Linked DNA regions of Homo sapiens: region 2 is linked to region 1. The links are chromatin loops, found by intact Hi-C in ENCODE. Cell type or tissue: PC-3. All regions are shown on one strand. Each heading gives the region's core, and the rest is flanking DNA. Links, peaks and the distances in the headings are about the cores only. Region 1 overlaps SLC9A9 (solute carrier family 9 member A9). Region 2 holds the start of LOC105374137 (a long non-coding RNA gene).

What was found. A loop is a pair of places that touch in the nucleus more often than their neighbours do. Peaks named below come from ENCODE experiments on the same cell type or tissue, not always from the same donor. Only the 100,000 strongest peaks of a DNase experiment are listed, where the experiment ranks them.
Region 2: it touches region 1 in a loop (4-fold over the local background); 3 of 110 quality-filtered maps call a loop at or near these places.

The regions. Positions count from the first base shown.
Region 1 is chr3:143,279,744-143,288,081 of GRCh38, forward strand. The region is part of intron 14 of SLC9A9 (solute carrier family 9 member A9); the gene reads right to left. Among named protein-coding and RNA genes, the nearest start is that of SLC9A9-AS1, 58 kb to the right of the region's middle. In PC-3, for the core only: no CTCF peak of the experiment used is centred there; DNase peaks (open chromatin) are centred at 3,898 and 4,168; H3K27ac peaks cover 1,320 bases.
Region 2 is chr3:143,131,894-143,140,231 of GRCh38, forward strand. LOC105374137 (a long non-coding RNA gene) reads right to left here and starts at 905. Exons shown (of 3, transcript XR_924554.3): 1 at 818-905; 2 at 1-41. In PC-3, for the core only: a CTCF peak has its summit at 3,426; DNase peaks (open chromatin) are centred at 3,428 and 8,108; H3K27ac peaks cover 1,722 bases.

The DNA.
Region 1 (8,338 bases), core at 27-8,026:
TCATCCTTTTTTATGGCTGCGTAGTATTTCATGGTATATATGGGGCATTAGATTTTTAATGTCACCTTAGAGCAGCCTTTGTTTTTATTTAAGAAAAAAAACAGGGTCTTGCTCTGTCACTAGGCTGGAGTCCAGTGACAATCATGGCTCACTGCAGCCTCGACCTCCTGAGCTCAAGCAATCCTCCCCCCTCAGCCTCTCGAGTAGCTGGGACTACAGGCATGTGCCATGATACCCAGTGAATTTTTAATTTTTTTTGTAGGGACAGGGTTTTGTCATGTTGCCCAGGCTGGTCTCGAACTCCTGTGCTCAAGCAATTCTCCCGCCTTAGCCTCCCAAGGTGCTGGGATTATAGGCATGAGTCACCAGGGCCTGCCTAGAACTCCCCTTTCTTATGTTTGTTTCTCCGGTCCCTGGGTGTTCTTGAGGCCACCTTCTAACTTTCCCAAACTCTATGGACTCCTGGCCATTTAGCAAATTCGTTAGAATGCATGCCCTGCAGCTCTTTTAGGGAACAAAATGAATACACACACACTTCCCACCCCAGCAATGTTGACTGTAACCCATTGAGTTTGTTATACGAATCCAGGTATGTAACACTGGGTTATTTTTGAGCTATGGAATGAAGACTGTTCAGGAGACTTCAGAAACTTATTTTCTTTGAGCAGACACAAGGAGAGCCCTTTGTCTTTATAGGGTCACATGTCACAAATCTCTTCTCCTCCTAGACATACTTTTTTCCTCAGATGTAGTCCCTTTGAAGCCTTTTTAAAACATCTGGCCTCTACCTAGAACTACATTTTTTTTTTTTTTTTTTTTTTTGAGGTGGAGTTTCACTTGATTTTGCCCAGGCTGGCGAGTGCAGTGGTGCCATCTTGGCTCACTGCAACCTCTGCCCCCAAGTTCAAGCGATTCTCCTGCCTCAGCCTCCCCAGTAGCTAGAATTACAGGCTCCCGCTGCCATGCCCAGCTAATTTTTGTATTTTTTTAGTAGAGACAGGGTTTCACTATGTTGGACAGGCTGGTCTCGAACTCCTGACCTCAGGTGACCTGCCTGCCTTGGCCTCCCAAAGTGCTAGAATTACAGGCATGAGCTACCGCGCCTAGCCAGAAATACATTTTACAATTGTTACTTAGTACATGCCTCAACATTTTCTCAACCACACACATATAACTCTAAAATCCTTCTGTGATGCACTTAGATATATTCTGTTCCATTCCATTTGTCTTCTACTCTGTTTATACTGGACATTGCTAGCTAGTATCTGCCAATATCCAGCTCTCTTCTTTCAGGTGCCTGAAGTAGGTGCGGCTCTAGGACTAATTCTGGCCAATGTGCTATGGTTATAAAGGGATAGCATCACTTCTACACTGAAACACAGGAAGCCAGCAGGCTGACCCTCTCCCTGTTACAGTGACCCAGGGAGGCCTCCGGTGAAGGTGGTAAAGCCACAGATCAGAGCTGTTTGCATCACTAAGTTGCTACATGGAGGACATTTGCCCTAGAGAATCACCACATCCTTAGCAGCCTTTGAGAGAAAATAAAACTTTGCTTGATGAGCCACTAAGAGTTTAGAAATGTTTACCACAGTGTAGTCTAACCTATTCTAATACAGTATTCTATTTCATTAAAAAAAATGCTGGTTCTGAGTTACCTAAATGATTCCATGACCCATTATGGGTAGTCACATACAGTTTAAAAATCATTCTCCCACAGAATTGGCCACATCTGTAGCACCAAAGTGGAGACAGGGAGCACCACAGAAGACGGAGAGCACATACTAGCACTGCCTTCCCTCAGGGTCCCAACTCTTTGGGATGAGTTGACTTGAGGACTACACAGTGTGTGTGACTACAGAGAGTTAGATTGCAAATGCTTTGGCAGGGGAGGCAGCAGGGACTAGTCCAAAACTGAGTGGTGGACTTTAGATCAAGATTCAGGCCTCATGGATCCTGTGTTTTGTCAATAGGCCTATGTGCCTTGAGAATCCAGACTACAAGTGCATCCTACTTTTATTAAAAGAAACTGCAGTACAAAGGCATGATTGCTGCTACTTTGCTCAAGTGGTTGAGATCAGAGGCCTCCATCACGGTTACGTCCTTGCTAGATACTAGAACTGCACTGTCCTCCACTGATCCTGCCCCACTTACCTTTCCTATCTCATTCCCCACACCGTTTCACAAACTTTAGTTTCTGATAAAGGGGAATCAGGCTCAATGTCACTTATGTTTCACTATCTCTCTGGGCCTTTGCAAATGCTGTTCCCTCCATTTGGACAGCTTTTCCTTTCAGCTTGGCACTTGGAAATCCTAAATCCATTCAATATAGCTCTACTGTCATTGCCTGTGAAGTACTATTGATCTTTTAGTTACCACTCTCTTAGGACTTGTCACTCTCTCTTACATTCTAATTATTCAAGTACAGTTCTCTTCCTGTTGCACTTTGAACCAGAGTTGCTTCTCTTACCTTTATTCATGGTGGGGTTCCACATCAGCAATAACCACAACACATACCCCCCCAAACCCACAACCCACTCAGAAAAATAAGATTTACTAAGGTTGACCTGGAAGGCCTTTCTAGACTATTGAGTTTCCAATACCCACCAAATACTTTACAGACTTTTATCTTTGCATGTTTTGTTCCTATTACCAGAAATGTCCTTCTTCACTTTGTCTTTCTGGGAAGCCCCATTTATGCTTGAAGCCTGTTGCATAGATTGCTACTTACCTACTCAATATCCAGTCTCCCTCTCCTCCTTACAATATAAGCCTGAATCTATGGAGGTGTTCTATTTCCTCAGAATGGGTGGCCAATGAAATAGAAGTTCTTGAGTGGAATTCTAGAGAAGCCTCTCAGAGCATCAATTCTGCCCTTTCTGCCTTCCTGTCTGGAATTGTAATGGTAATGGACTCTCTGGAGCTCCAGCAGCCATTTTGGGCCCAAGAAGCAAACTTGAGGATAGAAGCTATATAAAAAGATAAAGAAGAAAGATAGGACTGTGGTGGCATCATGGAGCTCTGTTAACCATACATAGATTGTCTAATACCAGACTTCTTTTAGTGAGATTAAACACCACTATTTTCATTAATCCATGGTTATTTGGATTTTCCTGTTATACATAGTCAGACATAATCCTAATGGATACTGGATCCAGGACCCAATTCAAATAGTACCTCTTCTTTGTCACTATTCCTGTGACAAACACAGGAATTTCTTCACTGGGGTTTCCACAGACCTTTCTGTTTCCATTGATTATATCAGAATTATTTGACTATATATCTCCTCTCTTGTTAGACTGTGAGCTCCTTGAGGGAGGGGCAAGTCTCTTTCCTCTTTGTTTCCACAAATGCTTAATGCCCAGTAGGCAGAAATGAGTCTCCTCAATGTTTGTTGAATTGAGACTTGAAAGGGATTTAGGGCTTTATGTTAACATACAAATTCTTCTGGGAAAGGTATTATCTGAAACCTCCACCTTATTTTGGACTTAGTTGATAGTAATATAGTCAGGAAATGGCACAAGACGGTGGCCTTAGGGACAGGGGTGTAGGAGACGGGTGGGCACTGGGCTGGACACTGGAAGGAAAGGTGGGAAAAACAGCAGCCATGGATCTCAGCCTGTCTGGATTTCCCTAGGGCAGTTCTTGTTTGCCCTTATACTTTCCTGTATATACAATCTCACTCCCCCTGGAAAGCCCTAGAGGAGACTGCCTGCACTAGAAATGCTTTACATTGCCCTCCAGCCTCACTGAGAGGCAAAGCTGCTCTCCTGAGACTGGGTATCACAGATAACTGGCTCCTCAGGCATATCTGTGAGTCTCTCCTGCAAGCCCCAACCCTGTCCCCTTGGTCCTCCCAAACCACTTTGGAAGGGTGCGTCACTCTTGAGTTGCAAGATTAAATGAATGTGTGTTTGGATAAGATGGTTTCAGGCCCAAGATCAAAGCCTTCACTGGCTGAGGTCTAGACCCCTTTCAGAGTGAGTATAAAACCTCCCTTTGGGGTGAATTATGAGTGCAAACGGAAAGTCCTGCCCATATCCACCATATCAACACATCTTCTCAGGAGTAGAGCTCAGATGGCTCCTTGTAAACTGGCATGGCTGAGAAAATGGAAAGATGTACTTTCTATTAAAACCACTCAAGTTTTATTGGCACGAACAGGTATGATCCTTTGGTTAAATAAAACCACTAGAGAGCAAATTAAACCATGACTCATGATATGATCATTCTCTCCTTGTAAAAATAATGTTTTGGTAGTTTGTTGTGTGTCCACTTTAATAAATAGTTCCAGGACCTTTTTTTTTTTTTTAATTTGGTAAGTCACAGATCCAGATTTAAGCCAAACCCGTGGCAGGAGCTGTCCTGCTTGCCTTGCCACAGAAAAGCAAGAGAAAGCATCGAGTCGTTATACTATTTCACCCTCCTAAATCACACCTTCCATTTACTTACGATTATTTACCATTGCTTTGTAACTGTGAACAGGCAGCTGAGTGGAGCTGGAAGTCTATTCATTCTTTAAAGTGACATAAAGTGGCACTTGGAGTCCCAAATGATAATTGTTCTTTTCTCCTTGTTAATATCCAACTGCTGTTAGGAGTTCTGTGAAAGAAGATTCATTTAATGCCAGCTCCAGAAATTTCTGTGGGATTTGGCCCTTTCTATTTTTTTTTTTTTTTGAAACCAAATTTGAAATCACCCTCAGGAATTGGGAAGGCTGAATTGATTGTGACCTTCAGCCAGAATTCGTCTCTAAATATTTTAGCAGGATGGAGAATTTTCCCTCATTTATATCCCACTACTACCGTAGTGGCCATGGGTGGGAAGTATTCTAAAATATAATATAATATAATACCAGTTTCTAAAATATAATTTCTTTGTAGACATTTTTAACTCAACCTGAGTCTTAGGAAACTAGAATTTAGAAAGGAAACTGGATCTTATGAGATTTCCACTTCAACCTAATAGTACCTCAGTGTCTAAACATTCTCCTAATCATTTAAATACTTTTTCAAAAAACTTGAAGTCTTATGGGAACCAGCCTGCAATGCTGGGAGGGTCCCTGCTGTTCAGTCACGTGTTCAGGGGCTTCCCCTACCCCACAATGAAGTCGTCGTTTATGGGTAATCTTCCAAGCCCAGCAATACTTATGACAAAATGATACAGACAGCTCTATATGAAGTTTCAAATACCTTTGATATTCCTATTGATATATCACAAATGGGGCTAGGGAAGGTAAATATGTGCTGATATCAATGGTTCTTTCCACACTATTCCATCCATACTATGGATGAGCTCCTGCTATTCTTGTCCCCAAAGTCTATTCAACTCTCTGATGTTCTGGCTCAAAACTATACTATATATTTTTAAATCTAGGATACATGTGCAGAACGTCAGGTTTGTCACATAGGTACACACGTGCCATGGTGGTTTGCTGCTCCCATCAACCTGTCTTTTACATTAGGTATCTCTCCTAATGCTAGCCCTCTCCTAGCCCCCCACACCCCAACAGGCCCTGGTGTGTGATGTTCCCTGCCCTGTGTCCATGTGTTCTCATTAGAACTACACTATTAATGGTGTCTGGCATTTGTATTGGAAGCTCTGTGCTAAGTACTTTACATGAAAAATCTCCTTTAATCCTAGGAGATAGTTTTATCATTATCCTCATTTTATGGGTCTGGAAACTGAGGCATGGGGAGGCAAAGGAGCCAGCCATGGCTACATAAGTATGAAGTGGTGAAGCCAGGATGTGAACATAGGCTGCAGCACTGTAGTCTAACATGCCCCCTCTTTAACTCTGGAGCTCAGTGCAGCATGATCCCTTCCCTAGGCTTGAAAAGAGTTTACAGAGCCTCCTCTGAGAAAAGACCTCCACTTCTCTGCATTCTCTGAGGATGCTTCAGCAGCATCATACCTGAGGCTGTCAACCCAGTTGACAATAACTTGGGAGCTCAGTGGCATGATTCATGGGGCTCGGATTGGTTGGGAGCAGAACTAGCTGCAATTTGTTAGTAAAGATTTTCTATGGCGGGGAGGGGTTATTAGAGACTTCCATTTGCAATGGTTGCAGTGTTAATATTTTTGCCACAGGTGTCCAGGTTGTTTTAAGGAAAAAGAAGGGGAGAGGACCATGGAACAGGAGCTGAGAACTCTTTCTCCCTGCTTTCTATTAAAGTTTTGAGGAGGTTCTATTCATGAGCCGGGTGTTTTGAGCATTTTAGTAATTAGAATACAGTTGAGGAAGTATGGGATGTGGTTTATAAACCAGAGCCTAGGAAAGGCTGGAATATCAGGGTTAGTAATATGCCCAGAGCTGAAAGATTCTCTTCTCTTTCAACCAAAAAAAGGGAGGTCAAGGTCATGGAAAAGGTGATGGTTTTAGAGGCTGGGAAATTTTCATATTCCATATGCCATCTGCTGACTGAATGCTAGTTATTTTCTCCTAATTGGGCTTCCTTTTTCTGTTGCTGATTTTAAGAGTGCTTTCGAAGGAGGGTATATGTGTGCTCTGGAGGCAGTAGTGGTAGGAAGGGGTGGGGGTCTCAATAAACCTTCCCAGGACCTACTTGAGAGCTTTGGTAAAGCCTTGGGCTGGTGCACACAGACCTGATGGACATACAGGCTGTGACCTTCCTGCAGATTTGGAGAAGGCCAAGCCAAGCATTTCAGAGCTCCTTCTATTGGCTTTGCAGGGTCACAGGAGCCCGATGCCATTCAGAGCTCTTGGAATAAATCTGACATTCTGAAAGGAGTCCAAGGCATTCTCAGTACAGGCAGAGGCCAGGGTCTCCCAGATCATTCTTGTTTACTGCCTGGTGACATTCCTTCCAAATCCCAACCTGCCTTTCAGCTGGGGCCTCACAGAATGTTCTTGCTCAGACTAAAGCTGCCATTGTTTTGTGCTGTGGGGCTATGTTCTTTTCTGTTGATTCTTCCCAGTTTAGGGATGTGGCTCTAGATCTAGGTGGAGCTGGAAAGCAATCACACCAGATTTCAATGCCTGCAGATAACCCTCAGAATGGCATCTTCTGGTGCTTTCCCCAGGAAGCAAATAACTCAGATTAACACCAAACTTTTTAGCATAATACTTCCTAGTGTCTGACAGACTGTGAAACTGGTACCAGTGCAGGTCACCTTTGGGTCATGATAGCCCATGTCATTAGGAATCTTAAAGCAAAATGAGGCTCCACTAGTTCTGGACCTCACGAGGTGTGCGTCAGCAAAACTCTCCATGTCTCAGACCCTTCTCTGTCTCAGTACCTTGGTCACCACTGTCCCTACGTACCTTTTCCTCAGTAATTCAGAACTCAAAGCTTGGATTATCTGAGACACTTTCCCTCCTCCTTCCTTCTGGTCCCACTTGTGTGTGTGTGTGTGTGTGTGTGGAGCGGGGTGCAGAATAACTGCTGGCAAGTGGGGAAGGCCCAAGAATGCTCAGCAAGACAGCTCAAGATCTGCACTGACTGGGAGGAGGTAGCAAAAGCTGATAACATTCCCTATTTTGTAGTTTGAGCTTTGGCTTGGTAAGTTCACATCCTGGGTAAAGGTTTTGCTTTGCCAGTTTAGAAACTCACTAATAAAGCAAACTGATTTATTTGATGACTCGAAATAGTCTATTATGGGGTAGACATCAAAAAGTGCTATGGACAAGAAGGGAAAAAAAAACAACAACCAAATTCCTTTACCCCATCTTTATACTCTGGAAGTCTCCATTCCACTGCTTGCCTTTGGTAGCTTCTCTTATGATTCTGTCTCATTTGTATGATTCACAGGTTACTGAAGCTGAAAGAACCTGGAGCAGATCGTCCATTGTTCTGAGTTATTCTAGCAAATTCTGTTTCTTTGCCCACACAATGAAGGAGCTGACTATATAACTGTTCCCTTAGGGTTTGGAATAATTCCCAGTGCTGCTATTCATGAAGTCCAGTACAATTACTTTCCCATTTTCTGCTCAGCACCTTGTCCTTCAGTGCTAATGGAATAACAGTGAATTCATAGAATTGTTACACCTACAGACCTTCTCACTGTAATTAGGAATGGCCGGGGTGAAGAGGAGCATTCACATGAAGTGAACTGCAAAGGGGATTTTAGAGATTAAAAAATTTCTCAGAGATAAGCAATTTGATTTTTCAAGAAGGGCTCAAAATTACACCAACTGCTTACTTTCAGTATAACTAGGATGGTATTCTCCAGTAGATTCTGGTCTGTAGAGAAAAAAAGTCTTCCTGGAAAAAAAATTTAGGCTTTTGATCAATTTGTTTTTATTCAGAAAAGCTGAAGTGGAATTAATTTTAAATGTGGAGAACTGGTCATTGCTTCTACTGCTGACAATACTACAATA
Region 2 (8,338 bases), core at 221-8,220, 150 kb before region 1:
GCTGTTGCTGCCGACTTTGTTACTCACAGCCAAGTACAGTCCTAATGGATACAGCAAATATTCTCATTAATATTTTATTAGATCATTTGAAACTTATGATTACTGGGCAGAAATAGGATTATGATCTTTCTCTTATAGAAGAAGCTGAAACTCAGAAGCTAAGTGACTTGCTCAAGGTCACAGAATATGGTATGTATCAGATTTGATGCCCAATTTAGTGCTCTTTCTACTCAGCCAGTGGTTCTCAGCTGGGTGTGGGACGGTCCCTGCAATCTGGTTGGGGGAAAGATTGGGAGACAGCCTTTGGAATTTTTTTTTTTCCATGACTAGGGAATGGGACTGGCATTTAGTGGGCTGGAAGCAATAATGCTGAATGTTCTGCCTTGCTGAGGACAGTCCCACATAATGAATTGTCCTGCTCCAAATGTTAATAGTGGTCCCCTTGAGAAATACCGAGCTAAATTAAGCCAAAGAAAATTACACACTGACTCAGAACTGAGAATAAGGCTGTCTCATAATGATACTCAATAAATGTTAATAAATGATATCACCAAGGTTGTCATCAGAATCATCATTGCTATTTTGGACATTTGTGGCTATAATGAATTTAAAGGTTGCATGATTTTTTTTCTAGCTACATTCTGCTGCTTTTATTCAGGTGTGGAGAAGATGGATAGTTGGATGATGGGTAATGGATGGGGAAAAAGTAGGAGAAATATTGGACTGGAACTCTATGAGATCAGATATTTGAAATATATATATGGTTATGGTATGATAGAATGCAGAAATGTAGTGGGTAAGAATTCTTGAAACCTACATTTCTGGGGTGGTGAGGTTGTCACTGATCAACAACAAGAGTAGCTATGTTGAATCAGAGCACGAAGATGATAAGAAGCTGAAAGGCCAGGATGTCAAATGGGTTCCTAAAATGGATATTGAAATCATGAGTAATGGTAGAAAGGGTCATGGCGGAGAGGAAGTCATTGATCTGGGCACTCAACTCTTGCAGTTGTGCTTGCTTTTGAAGATGGCACTGTCCTCTCCTACAACTCATTTGGTCTTGTCTTGTTCCAATGCATAAACCAGCTCATTATTCCATCTGTTTGTTCAATGCCTGTGGAAGCTTCTATTCTAGCCCACACCAATGTCTCCTTTCTCTTTGCACAAATTAGCACTCAGCTGCACAGTCTTTTATATTGGCCTCAAATTATTAGATGTGTGTCAGTCTGGTCAATATGGCAATTTAATCACCTTGGGAGCAATTAAACCACACTTTTCATTTCTTATCTCCTGCACAGGAAGTAGTGAATGAACTATTTCTGAAGTGACTGATTTGCACCATGGTAGAGGTAGGGGTGGAGGAGGGTTGACTTAAAAGCCCCCAAGAAACCAATCAGCAGTCCTTTCCAGACTGGCACTGTGTGCACTTTGCCATTTTGCCCTGTATCTGGGGACACACACACACACACACACACACACACACACACATTGATAGTGTTTATCAGGTACCGGTGTCTTTCTCCATGCCCTCATTGCCCCCTGCTCATGCTTCTAAAACACCTCTTAGCACTGACTGTGGGACAGTGGCTGCCCAGCATCCAAGCCCTGATTTTCTTTTGGAAATCTGTCTCCTGCTTCTTTGGTGCATGTGGTTGTGTTGGATCTAACTTCACACACAACTCTAGCATTTGCCATGCTGACTTTCCCAAGACCAAAATGATCGGCTAAGGACTGAGCACATGACCCAATTAGAGCCAATGAGATATCTTGATATTTTTGCTCAGATTTCGGGGTTAGGCAGGCATTCTTATTTAAAGAGGAGAAGACATAAGGACTGGTATCCATGGTGCCTCTAGAAGACAGTCAAATTGTGGAGAGCAGAGCCAAAAGATACGGAGAGAGAAACCACAGACTGGTGGACAAAGGGAAGCTAGGTTCTGGTGAAGTCATTTTAGCCCTGCTAAAATGGGTCTGAAGTCAGCCTTACCCTTGGTTTGCAATTAGAGGAGCCAGTTACATTTCCTTTTTGTTTGAGCCACTGTAGATTGGATGTTTTCTTCCTTATAGTGCAAAGAATCTCAACAAGTGCAGAATTTACCCAGTGTGTTATAAGCTGTTTCTCCTATTACAGGACAAGCTCCTGTAAGGCAGGGCTCTTGTCTTATCTGTGTGCTTCCAGCAGAAGGCACAGTGTCTGGCACGCGGGATGCCTCCAAACCATGTTTATTTTACTGTGTATGGAATGGTCTCACTTTACAGCATTGCTCTTCAAAGTCGGGTCCTTGGACCAGCAGTATCAGCCCCTCTCTAGACTGCCAGATCATAATCTGCATTTATTTATTTATTTATTTTTAGAGATGGGGTCTCTGTCACCTAGGCTGGAGTTCAGTGGCACGATCATAGCTCACTGTAGCCTCGAACCCTTGGGCTCAAGCGATCCTCCCATCTACATTTTAATAAGATCCTCAGGTGATTCCTGTGCTTTTGGGAAGGATTGCTCTACAGACTTATAGTCAATTGCATTTTGCAAACATCTGGCCTGGAGTGGTTGTGCTGGCCTAAAGAGTACCACCTCAGTTCAGTAATTCTGGCTGCATTTCAAGACTCTACCAGTAGGTATCTTGTCCACAGGATTCCATAAATTTACAGATAAGATGCTCAGAAAGCCAGGTGTGGCATCTGCAGTAGTCCAGTCCCACAGAGTGAGGGAGGTGAAAGACCCCCACAGCTTCACCATGGTTGCCTGGATCCCTTCCTGGCACCATGTCCTGGCAGCCTGCCAAAGGACTGAGCATTTGTTTACCTATGAATATGTTAACAACCCACTAGATTCTTGGTTTTGGGAGCCTGGAGAAGGCTAAGTGAAACCTGAATTCTGTCACAGTCTAGGGAATAATACATGTTAAAATGAATTCTGGGCTTCCATCCTGCAGCATTTTAGCCATGTGGCTGGGTCCAGGATTCGATTCTTAGAGTCTTTTCAAGCATATGATATTAGGAGGGATGAAGGCAAACAAGCGTTGTATAAATCACATAAAAAGACTAAGATTTCCATTTCTGAGCTTGTTTTTGGGTGATGAGAAAGTTTGGTTTGTCAGACACCCTACAAATTACATTATGTATAAATGACAATGTAAATCTATTCATTTCTTTTCTGATTTCCACTTATCCCCTTTAGTAAGAATATATTTCTTACCCTAAGAGTTTTACACCCAGCTATAACACATTCATTTTGAGTGAATTTAGAAAAACAGAGTCTCATCTAAGGAACATACATGCATGTTACCATACATATGCATATTAACATAAATGATTTGCACAACTTTTAATAATGTGAGACAGAAAGAATGAGTCACTTCTTTTCTGTAACTTAAGAATTTGCTTAAAAATGCATATTAGGAAGCTTCAAGCTGGGGGCAGGAGAGGAACACATTCATATTCCTTGTAGCTGCGGTTTGCTCTCCTGGAAGTGGGAGTGATGACTAATAACATTGTCTCTATGGGGATGTGGTCCTGGCATTGCCATTGGCAGTTGCCCTTCCGGGCTTTTCAAACCATCTGCAATAACTTCTGTCTTCTGGTCATTACTTCTTCCAGTCCCCATTCTACAGACTGTGGGTCAGTTCTCTAACTTACAGTAATGTTATGATTCCCATTCTCCCCCCAAAATATCAGAGGACTTCCAGGAGGTCTTAATTGCTTATAGATGGTTACCTCACCACTCTGATGAAAATATTCTGGTTGTGGTAACTTGCATTTTAATATCCAACATCTTACTTTTTCTTTGTTTCTTTGTGGCAGGTTAAGTACTTTCATTTATATAATTTTTGACAGCCAGCATGGTCTATAACTCCAGTAAATGGCAGAGAACAGAGCTACTACATACTAAACAGAACACATTGTGAAACACACTAGACTTGGGGTATCCTGGAGGAGCACGCATTGGGCAAGAGTAATTTCCACAGTTGGCCACCCTGGCTCTCACCACTGAGTGTGGGGAAAAATCCACAGACCATGGCAATAGATGGTTAGCTATCCATTATATCTAGCTCTCTAGATACACACACAGTCATGTGTGCACAAACATGCATGTGTATGTGTATTTGTAAGGAGGCTGTCTCATAGACAAATAGCATTTTAACATATCAGAGCTGTGCAAGGTGAGGCTAAACAGGGGTCGAGTGCACTTAATGGCCAGCTGATGCAGGTGAATGCATTTTGCTCAGGGAGAAGTACCAGCCCTTTTAGATTAGCTAAGATGATGGTTTGTTCACTTTTTTTTTTTTTTGAGATGGAGTCTCGCTCTTGTCACCCACGCTGAACTGCAATGAAGCAATCTTGGCTCACTGCATCCTCCGCCTCCTAGGTTCAAGCGATTCTCCTGCCTCAGCCTCCTGAGTAGCTGAGATTACAGGTGCCTGCCACCAGGCCTGGCTAATTTTGTATTTTTAGTAGAGACGGGGTTTCACCATGTTGGCCAGGCTGGTCTCGAACTCCCAACCTCAAGTGAACCGTCTGCCTCGGCCTCCCAAAGTGCTGGGATTACAGGCATGAGCCACTGCGTCCAGTGGTTTGTTCACTTTTAAAAAGCAACTTTACATTGGCAATGAATGAGTAGAAAATATTTCCTTCCTTTGACATCCAGAGGATGATTGTTTGCAATCTTGATGTAGTGCCCTGCTCTAGCCACAGTTCTGTGCATATATTTAGTCCTCACAGTGACCCTCTAACATAGCCACTACTCATATCCTTGTCTACAGATGATGCACAGAGAGGAGGAGTAAACTGCTTAAGGTCACACAGCTAGTAATTGGTATAGCCAGTCCATTTCATCCCAGAGCCCATGCTCTTACTGTTCACCTTTAATTTCTCCATTAAAGAGGTTAGGCCAGGCACAGTGGTTTATACCTGTAATCCCAGCACTTTGGGAGGCCAAGGTGGGAGGATCACTGGAGGTCAGGAGTTTAAGACCAGCCTGGCCAACATAGTGAGCCCTCATCTCTACCAAAAAAAAAAATAAATAAAAATAAAAATAAAATAAAATAAAATAAAATAAAATAAAATAAAAAAGGAGGCCGAGGTGGCAGGATCACTTAGGCCTAGGAGTTTGATGCTGCAGTGAGCTATGATTACATCACTACTGCACTCCAGCCTGGGTGGCAGAGTGAGACCCTGACTCTAAAAAGAAAAAAGAAAAAGAATTTACAGGTGTTCTTATTTTAGATTGACATGGCTACATTGCCTGCTGTCAAGTTAAAAACCTAGAATAGGTCTGGTTATTTGCCAAGAAGAAAACATCAGAAAACTCCTTCTCACATGTGGATAATTACTGAAGAATCTTTGTTTTTCTTTTTTTTTAGTTTTTTTCAAGGATACTTCAAGTTATCTAACCCAAATACCCAATTAGGATATAATTTTTTATTTGAATAATTATCATGTATCATCTATATTCTGAAACCAGTGAGCAATGTTAATAGAAATGTCCTATCTAGGGGCATGGGGAAAGCAACTATTTCCATTTTGGTGCAATTTAGAATTAGCTGACATGGAATGATTAGGAAGACTATGTGCTTATTTTCTTAATCAGAATTACAGCCATGGGACCTCAGTGACCCCATTGTTAATAAAGATGCACACTTAACACTTAGTCAAACACGGATATCATTTTTTAGGGATCAGGTCCTCAAGGCATTATGAAGACATCCTGTGATGTTCACAGTAGGTTGGGGAAAATCCCCTCAAAAAACTCCAAACCTGTCATCTTCCACAGTATTATGTACTTAAAAATAAAGACTTTGCTTGTGTGTTTGTGTGACAACTATTACTATTTCATGTGATAACTCTGTGCTCACTGTCAAAGGAGACAGCCACAGAGCACAGAGGTTGTGCATCTCCCAGAAAGTACACTGAGTCTCACTGGCCTGTTGAACAGCCAGTAAGAGACAAGAAGTGAGGGAGGTGTTGATGGATAGAGGTGTTACCAGCTGGTGACATCGTAGTCTAGCATGGGCCAAGGAACAAGAATGATCTGTGGGCTTTTTAATGTCCTTATGAAAGAGTTCTTGGGTGCCCCTTAACTTTTCCTAAATATTCAGAGAAAACATTGTATCTTTTTCTTTTCTTTTCTTTTTTTTTTTTTGAGACAGAGTCTGACTCTGTTGCTAGGCTGGAGTGCGGTGGCATGATCTCAGCTCACTGCAACCTCCGCCTCCCTGGTTCAAGCAATTCTCCTGCCTCAGGCTCCCGTGTAGCTGGGATTACAGGCATGCATGCCCAGCTAATTTTGTGTTTTTAGTAGAGACAGGGTTTCTCCATGTTGGTCAGGCTGGTTTTGAACTCCTGACCTCAGGTGATCGCCCACCTCGGCCTCCCAAAGTGTTGGGATTACAGGCGTGAGCCACTGTGCCCAGTTCAATGGCCTCTCTTCCAGATGGTGCTCTCTGATGAGAAGACACTGTTATGTACCAGCTAGTCACTCTGAACCCTGTTTTATAACCTTTATGTAGTTGGCAAGAAAATTAAATGAGAGGAAACTCCTGATATTGCCCAACACCTAGAATGCCTGGTGTTCTAATATTGAAAGAACTCTACCTTCCCCTCACAAACAAGAGCAAACCCTCAATCCCCAAACTTTTGTTTAAAATTCTGTTTTGGAAGTGAAGAAAATAGCATTAAGCAAAGAAACGAGGGTAAAACAGAAATTCTAAGCCCAGTAATAGAGCTAGGATTAGATTTCGGATTAGATTGCCTTTAATAGAGCAACTTAGCACATGATTACTTCTCTTTATTCTTCCACATGGGCTTGATATTTTTCTCTCTCTGCCCCTTTGTGGAACTTTGGGTAAGGAAAACAACCTAAAACCATATCCTTCACTCTCCTTACTCAAATAAACAAAAACAAACCTCAAATCCACAAACATAAATTTAAGACTTTGATTTGGAACTAAAGGAAATGGTATTAAGCAAAAAAAAAAAAAACAAAAAAAAACAAAAAAACTGTTTTGGTTGAAATGCTCTTTCTCCTTGGCTCACACAGTTTTGCCTAAGGCTCACGGGGCACCAAAGTATAAATTAATCTGGAAAAAAAAATCAAAGGCTTTTAACCATCTGTGCTGTGACTTCAGCCGGCAGAGTCCTGATGCTGCCACACCAACTCTCTTTGCTCAGGAAGTGCATAGGTGCTGTCCTGAGTCCAGAGACAGCTCCTGGTCTGGCTGATTTCCTTGCGGGAGGTGTCAGTGATGGGTCTCTGTTGTCCTGCAGCTCAGCCAGGCAGAAACATAAGTCAAGAGCAGGAAAAGCTTTCCCAGGCCCACCACATCTGAGGTCCTTTCTCTCATAAGCAGTGGGTCTGATTTCACAGTTACCTTCTCTATTACCTGCCTGGGTCTGGCGTAGAGTGGTCATGTTTATGCTGAGAATATTCTTCCATTGGGCCAAGCTTCAGTAGCTTGGAAATTCAAATATAGATTCTCAAAAGTATGTACTTGATAATTCAGCAGAAATTTAAAGAGCTGTAATCTGCAAGGGACACAGACATATAGTCTCTGCCCTTTTGGAATGTATGTTGCAGTAGGAGAGATAGACTAACAAACAGTTCAGGGACAGTGTGACAAATGCCACTGTAAGACAAGTTCAAGGAGGGAGGAGGAGCTAATCCCTACTGGGTGGTTGGGGAGGGATACTCAAGGAGGCTTCACAGAGAAAGTAACATCTCTTCTGGGGCCTGAAGGTGAAACCAGAATTCTCTTAAGTGGTGGGGTTAGGGCCCAGGTAGGGTACTAGACAGAAGGAGCAGTGAGTGCAAAGTCCTGGGAGAAGTCCAGTAGGGCTGGCATATAGAATGTGAGTGATCAAGCTGGAGAGATTGGCAGGATTCCTGGTGCCTTCTGAATCGCATTCTCCCCTTCATCTATAGTCACAGGACCAGCAAGTTTTAGAGAGGCATGCAACTGCCCAGAATAAAGACTACATTTCCCACCCTCCCTTGAAACTGGATGTGGTCCACGTCCAAGTTCTGGCTAGTGAGAAGAAAACAGCGTTATGCGTATATTCTCAGGGCTGTGTCCTTAAAGGGTGTGTCCTTCCTCCTTGTCTTTTCCGCTTCCTGCTGACCGGAATGTGGATGAGGTCAGGAGCCTCCGGGAATGGCCCCACCCCAAGACAGGAGCTGGGTCCTGATACTGAAGGCATCTTACAGTCATGGACTACTCATGTTCAGATGGTTCTGTGAGAGAAAAATAAACTTCTGCCTTATTTAAGTTACTGGTAATTTGGATCTCTGTTGTAACAGCTAGATCTGTGTCCTAAATAATTCACGAGGTCAGCTGGGGCCAGA